Linked DNA regions of Mus musculus: region 1 is linked to region 2. Evidence: chromatin loops called from intact Hi-C (ENCODE). Cell type or tissue: left cerebral cortex. All regions are shown on one strand. Links, peaks and the distances in the headings refer to the core of each region. The heading gives the core; the rest is flanking DNA.

Region 1 (5,926 bases), core at 674-5,673, 130 kb before region 2:
ACAGTTTCTGCATTTGTAAGATGGAAAGATGGGCCACTCACCTCCCCGGCTGTTGTGGACATATTTAGTCTAAATTCAGGGTAGTATTTAGCATTATAATACATAGCAAAAGACCAAGTCTCAACACCTGGGCATCTTGAGCCCACACATATGGTTGCCTTACCCTACCTGGCAGAGATCGATCATGGACTGGTCTCATGACATCCTTAGCTGTGTTACTTGTGAGAGAGGTGGTTTGTGACTGAGTAAAGAGGCTAACCCTGGCCCAGATTTGGTGCAGGTTGGATCCTTGACAGGTTGTCCACAAGTGGTGATCCATCCTCTTTATATTGGTGGCAGGCGTTTCCATCACTCGCTCACGGACCACACCCGCTGGATCCGAGAGCGCAGCCATGAGTCCTATGCCAAGAACTACTCGGTTGTCTTCCCACACGATGAGCCACTGGCAGGACGCAACATGAGGAGAGACCCCCTGCATGAGGTATGCAGGCACGGACAACCTGAGGAGCCTGGAGGGCCTTGGCGGTTGGGGTGACAGACACTTGTGGGATATTCTACTGTAGGGCTGTGCTCCCTGAGGTCTGTGTCGGGTGCTGTGGCAGGGTTGGGTGGAAGAGACTAGTTTCCACAGGGGCTTTAGGCCAAGTGGAGAGACAGATGTCCTGAAAGCAGCCTCCGGGTGGTGGAGATAGCTCAGGTGGTGCAGTGTTTGCATGTAAGCATGAAGAGCCCACATATAAAAATGGGCCTTGTGCCTCAGTGATCCCAGCACTGGGGAGGCAGAGACAGGAGGGTCCTAGCCTAGTCAGTGAGCTTCAGGTTCAATGAAAAACCCTCTCTCATAACACAAGGTGGATGGCATGTGGGAACTTCCAAGGTTGTTCTCTGTCCTCCACACAGATGTGCACACACACACACACACACACACACACACACACACACACACGGACAGATGGACGGATGGACATGGGTGTCTGCCCCAGGGCTGCAGCAGTGCAGGAGGTGGGGTCTGGGTGGTAGAGGGCATGGTGAGTATGTACAGGCATGTATCAGAGCAGCCAGGCTGAGCATAGAGAGAGACAGACATCTCACCACAGTCTTCTTGGGATACCATCTCTGTTTTCTGGAAGACTCAAGATCAAGTTGTCCCTGACATGGTTCCTGACTAAAGCCTTATTGGCTGCAGACAACCACTGTCTTGCTATGTCCTCTTTAGAGCACAGCACATCCCAGCAGGTCCTTCTCTGGACTGGCACTCTGGGATTGGGACCCACTCTTTGATCTTATTTAACCCCAATGCTCTCCCTATAGGCTCAGTCTCTGGACTATGAGACTAGTGGTTTGGGCTTCAGTATATGTGCTGCTGGGGGGCAGGCACAGCTCAGCACATGGCAGCTCATTCTCTAGATTATGGATTCTTGTGAGGCAAGGGCGCTGTGGGAGCTCTGGGGAGGAGCAGCTACCTGCTTCCTTGAGCACTCTTGGGTATGAGTGGTAGGTGCCCTGGCTCCGTATCCTGTGTGGTGTCTGGCCTTGTGTGATGGGCTCTCTCTGTCTTCACCAGGAGCTGCTTGGACAAGGCTGTGTGTTTCAAGAGCGACAGGGATGGGAACGGCCGGGATGGTTCAACCCCCAGGAAACAGCTCAGGTGAGCAAAGACTCTTGGCCACCGGTTTATGTAACTGGGAGGCCCTGGGCCTCTCATACCCCTTTCCATCTCAGCATCCTCCCAGCCACCCAAGTCAGGCTGATCCAGTGTGCCTCAGGCTGTGGCGACAGGTCAGTTGTCCGCACCCAGGAAGCTGAGAGAGTCCTGAGCACCTCAGCGGTAAGACTCCTTTAAAGGCTTGCTTGCAGTGGCCCGGCTTTCCACACCCACATGGGCACGCCCTGGATGCCAGCACAGACTCACAGTGTGGACAGACTGGAGGATCCCCCTGAGGAGGAATGCAGGCCCTTTCACACACTGTTCGAGAATGTATATTTGGCAACACCAACTGTTAGCTGCTGTTAGTGGGAGGAACTGTGCCTCAGTGTTTCAGTTTATCCACTGAACCATCCCACACGCTGGCCTCTGGGATGCTGTAGGGGTCTCCCCAGAGCTTCCTAGGAACAGCCCCTGAGAGCAGACTACAGAGGCTTTGAGGCCCACTTGTGTGCAAATTAACCCTTTCCTGCAGATCAGCCCCATCGCGTTACAGCGTGACCCTCATCCGGCTTCTCAGTTAGCCAGGTCCACGACTCACTGCAGGGCAAACTCAGGGCCTCAGTAACAGGGCCTTTTCTCTCACTGGTCCTGGAGGCAGAGTCGGCAGGGTGGGCTCAGAGCCTCAGTCCTGGAGGTCTTAGGCAAGGAGAGGTACTTAGTGGGATGGGAAGCCTCGTGATCCTCCAGTGAGAAGACTTTATATCCTACCCAGGAGCCAGTCTGGAAAACCTTGTAGAGTTAAAGCAGATGGATATTCCTTCTAGGGCCTCAGAGACCAGGGGAAGTATGTTTGGCTGGAGAAGGAGAGATACTGGGGAGGGCCTCAAAGATGTCATGGCTGACAGGGGCACTGGGCATAACAGGTTAACTAAGGTAGATCCCCGGTTCCCGGAGTTCAGCTCTTATCCCTGAAAGGTGAGTGAAGCCTACAGTTAGAGTTGCAGCTGTGGAAGAAGAGATTCATAGATTCTTTATTCACCTCTGCAGTGGGGAGGAAGCCACTCAGAGCCTGAGGTCACAGAGGAGGGGGACAGGGAAGGCATCTGACCCATGTGACAGATCTCAGGGGATGGTGGGACAGTAGAGAGGAGCCAGACACTTGTGCCTTCTCAGAGTTTCTTAGGAACAGTCACAGATACCAGTCATACCTGCCTAGCTTCATGCCCTGGCTTCTTAGCTTGGTCTAAACCTTGGGGCGAATTTAACCACCTGGAATTCAGATTCCCCCATCTGAAGAATGGGTGGCCCTCCTTGGGAGTTTATGTGGGCCCTTTGAGTGGGGATTTCATGACACCATCTCTGTGGTGGCTCCTACCCACACTTTCACCCTTCCCCTGATGTCCCAGCATCAGGCGGAAGTACTCACAGTTGCCCAAGTTCCTCTCCAGCTCACTTGGTATCTAGGCTTTTCTCTATCCTCCAGTCAGAACCAGTAAGGCAGGGATTAAGCTGTTATCTGAACAGGCACCTTTGTGTTACCTGATCCATTAAAATCCACTAACTGTTCCCCGAGGGAGCTTTATGGAGGACAGGACCAGGCCTGTGTCATGTTCTTCCTAGTATCTGCTTGTGGAGGGAGGAGAGAGAAGGGAGGGAGTGTGTGAGATGTTGTTCTTACTGTTGTGCCCAAATGGCCACAGGATACAGTTAAGGAAGGGGGCCTCTATATCAGCAGGGCAAAGCGTCATAGTAGGGAAGACATGGTGGTAGGAACGGAGGCGGCTGGTCATATTGTGTCTTCAGATAGGACGTGGGGAGCAGAAAGGAAGTGGGACTGGGCTATAAAGTCTCAACCTTCCATCTTCCCCCAAACAGCATCACCAGATGAGGACCAAGTGCTCACTTGTGAGCCTGTGGGAGACATTTTACCTTCAAGCTACAACAGGGAGGGAAGAGGAAGGCAGAGTGAAAGATGGCCTCATTTTCTGTAACAGGTCCTTGACTACGACTACTACGGGGCCTACGGAAACCAGGCACACAAGGACTACACCTACAGCAGGTTGCTAGGCGATGAGTACACCTTCGACTTCCCACCCCACCACCACATGGTAAGCAGCCTGAGCTGGGCCCACAGCTGCCTTCTGTCCCTCCTGTACGGGCCTCTGCTGAGCTGTGTGCGCATGCAGTGTGTGTGTGTGTGTGTGTGTGTGTGTGTGTGTGGTCATTTCTGCACGCACATGTGGGGGGGTTGCTTTCTGAGGGGCTTCTGCTTGCTACAAGTTCACAACCTCTCTAGCTAGCAGTTTTGTGGGAACAATGTAATGTTTTTCTTTCCCTCTCTACTCTGCACTATAATTTTGCCAGCAGTCAGGGTCCTTCAGTATTGCTGCTGGAGGGCAGCAAAAGGTAGGATTGAGGCCGCTGGCTCGGGTAGCTGTCTTTTAAGGTTTCTTTCTTTCTTTCTTTCTTTCTTTCTTTCTTTCTTTCTTTCTTTCTTTTTTTTTTTTTTTTTGAGACAGGGTTTCTCTGTATAGCCCTGGCTGTCCTGGAACTCACTTTGTAGACCAGGCTGGCCTCTCTTTTAAGGTTTCTATTGATAAAACACAATGACCCAAAGCAACCTGAGGGAAGGGGCTATTCCAGCTTTCAGCCTGTAGTCCATCATGAAGGTCAGTAACTCAAGGCAGGAAGCTGGAGGCAGGAACATTAGCAGAGGCCATGGAGGGACAAACCTTACTGGTTCACTCCTTACACCTTACTTAGTCTGCTTTCTTATACAATTTAGGGCCACCTACCATGGGTGGCACAGCACAGCCCTCTCTGAGCTAGGCTTTGCTATATCCATCGTTAATCAAGAAAATGTCCTACAAGTTTGTTTATAGGCAACCTGAATGGAGATATTTTATCAACCAAGGTTTTTCTTCCCAGATAACTCTGGAGTAGGTCTAGAACAAGGTGGGCTTGCCGGCCCTGTGCGCAAGGCCACTGGAAGGACAAAGCAGAAGAAACCAGGGCTGGGATGATGGCAACATTAGAATCTGTTCATTGGCTCAAAAAGTGGGCAGGTGAAGCTGGCCAGGCAGTTTGTGGTCCTCCCCCAATATGCTTGGTTCTCTGCCTATGAGTTTTGAGGTGCTGAGTCTTAGGGGCCAGGCATCCCTGCAGCAGCGTGTGTCCCACAGGCAGCTCACACAGACTGAGCAATGGTAATGTCCATACCACGTCTCCCAGCTCCTTTGAGAATTAAAGTTGTCTCTGGGCATGTATGTCACTATGCCGGAGGCACCTGTGATCCCATGCATGTGATGTCTCACTGTGCATCTTAGGTAGGTGCAGAACCAAGCTCTCAACCTGGCCCTAGACTGTGGGCAAAGCATCAGGAAGATATCAGGCAGGGACTGCCATCAGGCCCCTCACAGTCAAAGTCACTGGTATCTCTGTCTCTCCAGACTCAAATAGCATGTTGTGGCCAATGCTGAAGGCAAAGGCCCATTTGTTCCCATCACTCTCCCCTAAGGTTCTGTGACAAGCAGATATTAAAGCAGATCAGAGCTCTCTGAGGTGGTTGCAAAAGTCAGGAGCTCCACAGAGCAAAGCAGTTGCAGGGCCAGCTCGGTGCTCGGTCCTCACAACCCCCTCAAGGGTGTACATGGCTACGTCTGGCACCTCGGCACCTGCAGCTTCTACAGCCTGTGGGACTCCTGGCCCTGGAGGGTGTGGAAGCTTGGGGAAGATGCCAATTTGGCTTAGCAGCTCCATCCAGCCTCCGCAACTGCACCAGAGACAGTCCCTGCGCATGAAACACACACTTGTTCTCCACATTGGCAGCTTCCCCAGCCAGGCAGACAGCGAGTGTCAGCCTGGGGAACTGTTTGGGTTTGGGTCAGCAGCTCTCACAGTGCCAGAAAAGACACCTCAAAGCCTGGTGGACAGGGAGCGATCCTTAATGATGTCTGGAGAGAGGCAGAAGAGCTGGGGCCTCAGGAGGCAGCATGTTGTGCCAAGGTCTGGCGTTTGCCCAGAAGCCAGTTGCAAGGTCTAAAAGGCTGGCTTCTATGCCCAGCTCAGCCATGGGTGTGGCACTGGAGACCTCCACTGTCACCCTTGTGATGAGGAGCTCTTTGTGGCCATGCTAGGAGAATTTCTGAGGCTTTTTCCTGTACTGCTATGAACTCCGGAGCCCTGGGGATACCAAGAGTTGGTAGCAGCCATCTCACTACTGATGAACAGAAGAAGACAGGTCCAGCTTCCAGACACAGTGGCTGTCCAGCCCATAGC
Region 2 (5,926 bases), core at 622-5,621:
ACAGAACATCTGCAGACATTGTGTGCATTCACATCTGGAAAATCCCACACCCTGGCCTCTCCTCTTCAGCATGGCTACAGTTTTACATAGCAAATTTAAGCTCTGGGAACAGCGAGGTCTTCCAGACAGCTAGTGATGTTAGGGCAGAAGGTGTTGAGGCAGTGAATTGTCCACAGTGTGGACTCCATGTCACTCAGATGGGTCAGTGCCTCTTAAGGTCACAGAGCCTCTCTCCTTCTGACACTTTTGTCTGAGACAAAGCTCATCCCTTCCCAGTATCACACCTGTCCTATTTCCTTTCTTCCTGTTTCTGCTCTGGGCTGTGGGACGCACAGAACATCCCTGCTCCTTGACCTGGGTACATCTAAGTGTTGAAAGACAATGGTGTCATGTTCTCCCTGAAGACATCACTTACCGGGGCTCATTCATCAAGCACCTTGCCACCAGGGCTACCTCAACCTGGAGACATCTCAAGTGTTGTCACCTCTCCAGCCTCCAGAAAGTTCTCATAGTCACAGCACATGGTAGGTCCCACAGCCAGGATGGCTAGAAGGACCATGGGCTAGCATGCCCATACACAGTTTCAACAGGTTTCAAGAGCAGAGGCCACACAGCTGCTAAAATGTTTGGTCCTGACAAGCCATCCCTGTGAAAGACGGGTCTCAGGGTTCATCTGTCTGCTGGAGCCAGTGGACTGGCTGCTCCTGGGCTAGGACCAGCTTCAGCCTTACCTCAGAATCCCACAGCAGGGCTGCAGAAATGGCATTCACTGGACGAATTTGGACCAGGCAGATGGTGCCTTTCCATTTATCCCACAAGAACCTTTGCCATGGTACAATGTAGTCGTGGGCAGAGGTCAGTAGCAATTTCCCGAGAGACTGGGGTATGATATGGGGTATGGTGTTTGTTTGCTTCCAATTTGTTAGGAACAGGGCAGCGTTGTGTGTTTTCAGTCAGGGCCAGTATGCAGTATGAGCAAAACCGCAGAGTGAAGATGCCCATCTCTACTCTGAAAAGCCCCTCTCCTGAGGTGTCAGAGAATAATTAGGGCTAACCAGTGAGGCCTGGACCTGATTGTCACCTAACAGGTCATGAGATCAAGGATGCTTTTGTGATCTCTCCCCGACTCCTGCCATCCCACCCTACCTCCCAGATCAAGCTAGGCAAGCTCTTTGGGGGTGGCTTGGGACTTCACATGAATGCGGGAGTCTCCAGCTAAGCCCGATCACCATAAAGGCAGGCTCAGAGGAGGTGTCCCCGTGGTCCCAGCCTCAGTACCTGTGGTGCATGTGGCACTGCAGGGCTCATGGGATGAGAGCTTCCACCGGTACATGTCAGCTGGGCTCACACCTTGCTTGCGTGCCTTGGGTCTGGTCCTGAAACACGGTCAAACAGAGCGTGGTGAGAAAGCTGGGTGCTTATAGGCTTAGTCTGCCTCTAAGACACACTCCCCTTAAAGACACATTTTCCTGGGCTCCAGCAAGTACCCTCCATGTAAACCAGGGCTCCACCCTTTGGAACAGAAAAGGAGACATACATGTTGGCCATGAGCAGACGTGGGTACTTCTCATTTCAGGTACTAGAGACTCTGCATTGAGGCACCCTGTTCTTTCAGAGGAACGCTGAGCAATGGGGAACTCACCAGTGTTCTAACTGCTCTTTCAACATCCACCAGCTTCTCACTCCGTCTTCTCGCACACGCTAGCAGATTCCTTCTTCCCACCCCAGAAGGAATCTCAGAAAGCCCTTAGGGCCTGAGCGCTTCCAGAATTTTCCCCAGCTGCCTCCCTCAGTTGGGTTTCTGATGAATGGGGACACCAGCCACTCAGCTTCCAAATTTCAAACTCACAAAGCCCAGCTGCAGGAGGGAGAGTGGCCTCGTCCCCACACTGCATTGCAGCTCAGGTCCACGATGGCTGCACAGGCCAGCTGACGGGAAGAGGCACGCTGGGGGCTGGCCAGCTAACAGCTCTGGTTCTTGGCCAGAAGCCAAGTATTGTTAGGACTGTTAGCTTCTTTGAACCAGCCTCAACACCCTCTGTGCAGGCTATGCGGGACTCTGCAGGGGGAGGAAGCCGCTGCTGCACTGTTATCTCCACCCAGGTTATCTGCTTCAAGACCTGGCCACTCAAATAAGAACACAGTCTCTGAGTCTCATAACCCCTGGGAGCCAAGAAGAGCAGTTGAGGAGGCAGCCCATCACTATCACCATCACCATCACCATCACCACAGCTCCCTTGGGCTGCATAGCCCAGCTCTTCTTTCTTTGGAACTAAAAGGGGCTACCTAAGGGCGGTGCAGTACCACCTTTCACAGGACTTAAATGGACCAGACTCTTTCCTGGGGACCACAGTCACTCGAGAACTGTGGATGTTATAGGCCATTACATTCTAAAAGCCATTCAGTGTGAATCTATGGTAGAGACATCTGTAAGGACTGTTAGTCAAGTGGGTAAGAATTGCGCCTGCATTTGGCTCAGATTGGCTCTTGTCTCCCGAGAGAGTGCTCTGGAGACGAACACTACCCTGCTGTCCTGATAGCACGTCACGCTCTGAGAACCCAGGAAATGATCTACCCACAGGAGCCTCAGTCATGAGTTTACTGATGTGACTCCATGAATTCTCAAGGGGAGGGTGGGGGCAGGAAAGGAGGGAGGCTAGGGCCTGGGCCACCTCTCCTGGGCCTCAAACTGGTCCTTAAGCCAGGCTCTGTGCAGGGAAAGCTCTGCCTTCTTCTCTGCTTATAAACAAAGCTTCAACACTGAGGGGAGGGGAAGGGCGTCTCAAAGCAAAAGATCCTAGCCCTGAGCTCCCAGTGGGACCCACTCACAGCACCAACTGAGGGTGGGCCAAACCCCTCAGGGGGAGAAAACTGGGGAGAAGAGTTTATCCTTTAAGGCTCGACCCAGATAACACTGGAGCTGCCTGGGCCCCTGACACTGCCTTGAGCAGCCTTAAATTCCTCCCAAAAAAACAAAAAGAGAGAAGATGTGCTTGGTGTGGAAGCCTCCATCTTTATATAATTACACACTTCTCAGCCACAGCCTGCATGACTCATCCCTGACTCAAGAGCTAGCCGCCAGGTTCAAAATAACCCTTTGGATTTTAAGCTCTAAAGGTATTTCTGGAGGGGCTGTCTACACCCACTCTCCGGCACGTGTGGGGTGCTGGGTGCTGCTTAGATCACAGTGCGTACCTATCAGGTTTTCTTGCTGGAAGGTGCACCAAAAGTGCCACACCCTGGAAACCATCACCACCCCAATATGGAAGAGCCCTTTCCTCAGCGGTGATGGTTTCTGAGACACCGGTGGCCACTTTTCTGGGTTCTTGCCCAGTGCCTGGCGGGACACAGGCTCCTGAAATCCCCAGAGAGCAGAGCTCTGAAATGACTGTTTGTTTATAAATGAACCAGAAATTCTCTTCCTACCACCCTCCAGGCTTCAGAGTGTGCCTTTGCATCCCAGACGCCTGATCCCAAAGTGTCTGGTGACAGCCCCTCCCGGGATTGTTTGAAGCCTCTCTAGAAGATGAAAATAGCCCTTCCTTTCTAGGCTGTCCCTTTGATTTCACCGGCTCCCGGAGCAGACTTGACTTCCTATGTTTGGACAACACTCGGAGATGTGGCTATTTCGGCTTGGTAGTTTCCCCCATGGCCTCCCTCAGCCCATTATCTCCCCAGACCATCTTTGGTCCCCACCAGCAGCATCCTTTGATGGCAGTCGGTTGGGCATCTCACTGAGCTGCACTTTTCTGAGTGCTGACAACCTGTTTTAATGACTTGACTCTAGGAATCCAGTCTGTCCCACAGGGCTAAGGGGGCAAGGGAAAGAACAGATGGACGCTTTGGAATGTGGCTTAGGGATTCTGGACTATGTGGCTGCTAGTCCCTTCTCAGCTCCTTCCCAAGAGCCTAACACTCATGGTAGTTGTGAGCACTCCCTGCTCTATGCATAAAAAACGTTGAGTCCATCCCAGCATCAGAAGTCTGTTAGCAACATGGTTCCCATTTAGGACATTTAGATCTGGGGACATTTGGACTGTCAACCTTTTAGAAAGATACGTAACAATCCAGACTCACAACCTCATGTCAGATTCACTTACCCGTGCTTTCCCACTTATCTCCAGGCTCCTGGCCCTTCTAGCTAGATCCCTCTACAATGACTCCTACTCCATAGGGCAGTAAGATAGGGCAAGGAGAAGTGCCTCTTACCTTGCCTTGTGAGTCCTGTTCCCAGCCAAGTTGGGGGGGCTGGCACTGGTGTTGGGGAATGGGGCCTCAGAGGAGGTGTTGATCCTGTCACTGCTCAGCTCCAGGTAAGACCCATTGATCAAGTAGGCAGCAGGCCCCTCATTCTCCTCATAATCCACATAGAGGCTCTCAGCTGGGGAGCTTCTGGGAGCACCCTGGGCAAAGATGCTATTCATGGTCTCATTGAGTGAGAACTCTTCTGATTCAGAGCCTGTGCCCAAGAGCTGGTCGGAGATGGTGTTGGCTGAGAGAAGCTCGTGGGAGGTGAAATGGGCACTGATCTCCCGGTCATCCTTGTCCGCGGAGAAAGCTCTCCCAGTGGCATTGTGGTCTGCAGAGAGACAGGTGTTTCAACAGCCATGCTGCTCTTGTGTTGATTGTCCCTCCTACTCCCACACATTCCTGTGTGTGACAGGTGAGTTACATGAACAGGATGAATTCATGGGGCAGGGAAAAAGCAGGAGTCCCCAGATTCTTCTCCATAAGACACCAATATCATCGAATGATAGGAAACCCAATGATCACTGCAGACGGTTTGGCAGTGTCCCCAAAGCCCAGGCTCGGCTGGAAGTTCTGCATCAGATCTGGTTTGGAAAGAGGATCTTTATAGGCTCATGAAATAATATAACCTGGATTTAGGTTGAATCTTAAATGACTGGTGCGTGGCTAGGAAGAGAGAACACAGACACGTAAACCTCAAAAAGTCCAGCACAGGAAAGAAGTATGTGTGAGGCAACACACCCAGGACCCCCAGCAACATCCATTAGGCCCAGTGCTACCCAAGTGAGCCACAGGGTAGAAGAGCTGGCAGATCACTTCCTCTCTCTAAGCCCATCTCTTCCATCAGACTCAGACAGCCATATATGGTTCACCCTCAGCAAATGTGGGGTCTGCATCCTAAGAATCAGAGGGTGAAGGGTCCAAATATTTTGAAAAAGAATTTCATGCTGTCTGGGTCTGGTGGCGTACAGCTTTAATCCTAGCACTGGGAAGGCAAAGGCAGAGACAGATGGATGTCTTATGAATTTGAGACCAGTCTGGTTTACACAGCAAGTTCTAGTCTCACAGAAGGAGGAGAAGGAAGGGGAAGAGGAGGAGAAGAAAGAGAAGAAGGAGGAGGAGGAGGAGGAGGAGGAGGAGGAAGACTTATATCTATATTAAGCAGATTTTGACAGTTAATATTGATTGTCAACTTAACAGGCTCTAGAGTCACCAAGGCGACAAGCTTTCTACACTTGTCTATGAGGAGTTATCTAGATTAGGTCAATTGAGACAGTGAACACCAGCTTCCTTTCTCTCCCTCTGCTTCCTGACTGCAGGTGCAACGTGACCCACTGCCTTAAGCTCCTGCCGCCATGATGGAAAGTATCTCCTGGGATTGGGAGCCAAAATAAAACCTCCCCTCCTTCCTGGGGTTGCTTAGTCGGCATTTTGTCAAATCAACGAGAGAAGTATCTAACCCACTGATATACCAGTTCCATCCTGTGTCACCTTGCATTGACTTAAAGTCAATTGCTACCCACAGTACACACACACTGCATCTAGTACTGGGGTCAGCTCTGATGATCAATGCAGGTTCTCTGCAAACACAGCACAGTATACAGGGATTTGAGTAGCTAAGAAGCTGAGAATTTGGGTGTTCAAGAGCACCCTATAGCCAATCTGCAGAACTATGGCT

Evidence for each region. A loop is a pair of places that touch in the nucleus more often than their neighbours do. Peaks named below come from ENCODE experiments on the same cell type or tissue, not always from the same donor. Only the 100,000 strongest peaks of a DNase experiment are listed, where the experiment ranks them.
Region 1: it touches region 2 in a loop (6-fold over the local background); 1 of 42 quality-filtered maps calls a loop at or near these places.

Annotation. Positions count from the first base shown.
Region 1 is chr2:27,222,799-27,228,724 of GRCm38, reverse strand. Sardh (sarcosine dehydrogenase) reads left to right here. Exons shown (of 21, transcript NM_138665.2): 11 at 340-481; 12 at 1,565-1,648; 13 at 3,643-3,756. Among named protein-coding and RNA genes, the nearest start is that of Sardh, 22 kb to the left of the region's middle. In left cerebral cortex, for the core only: no CTCF peak of the experiment used is centred there; DNase peaks (open chromatin) are centred at 1,957, 3,700 and 5,411; H3K27ac peaks cover 655 bases.
Region 2 is chr2:27,094,056-27,099,981 of GRCm38, reverse strand. Adamtsl2 (ADAMTS-like 2) reads right to left here. Exons shown (of 19, transcript NM_029981.2): 11 at 4,210-4,579; 12 at 1,279-1,376. Among named protein-coding and RNA genes, the nearest start is that of Gm36882, 5.8 kb to the left of the region's middle. In left cerebral cortex, for the core only: no CTCF peak of the experiment used is centred there; DNase peaks (open chromatin) are centred at 1,924, 2,555, 3,116, 3,421 and 1 more place; H3K27ac peaks cover 3,622 bases.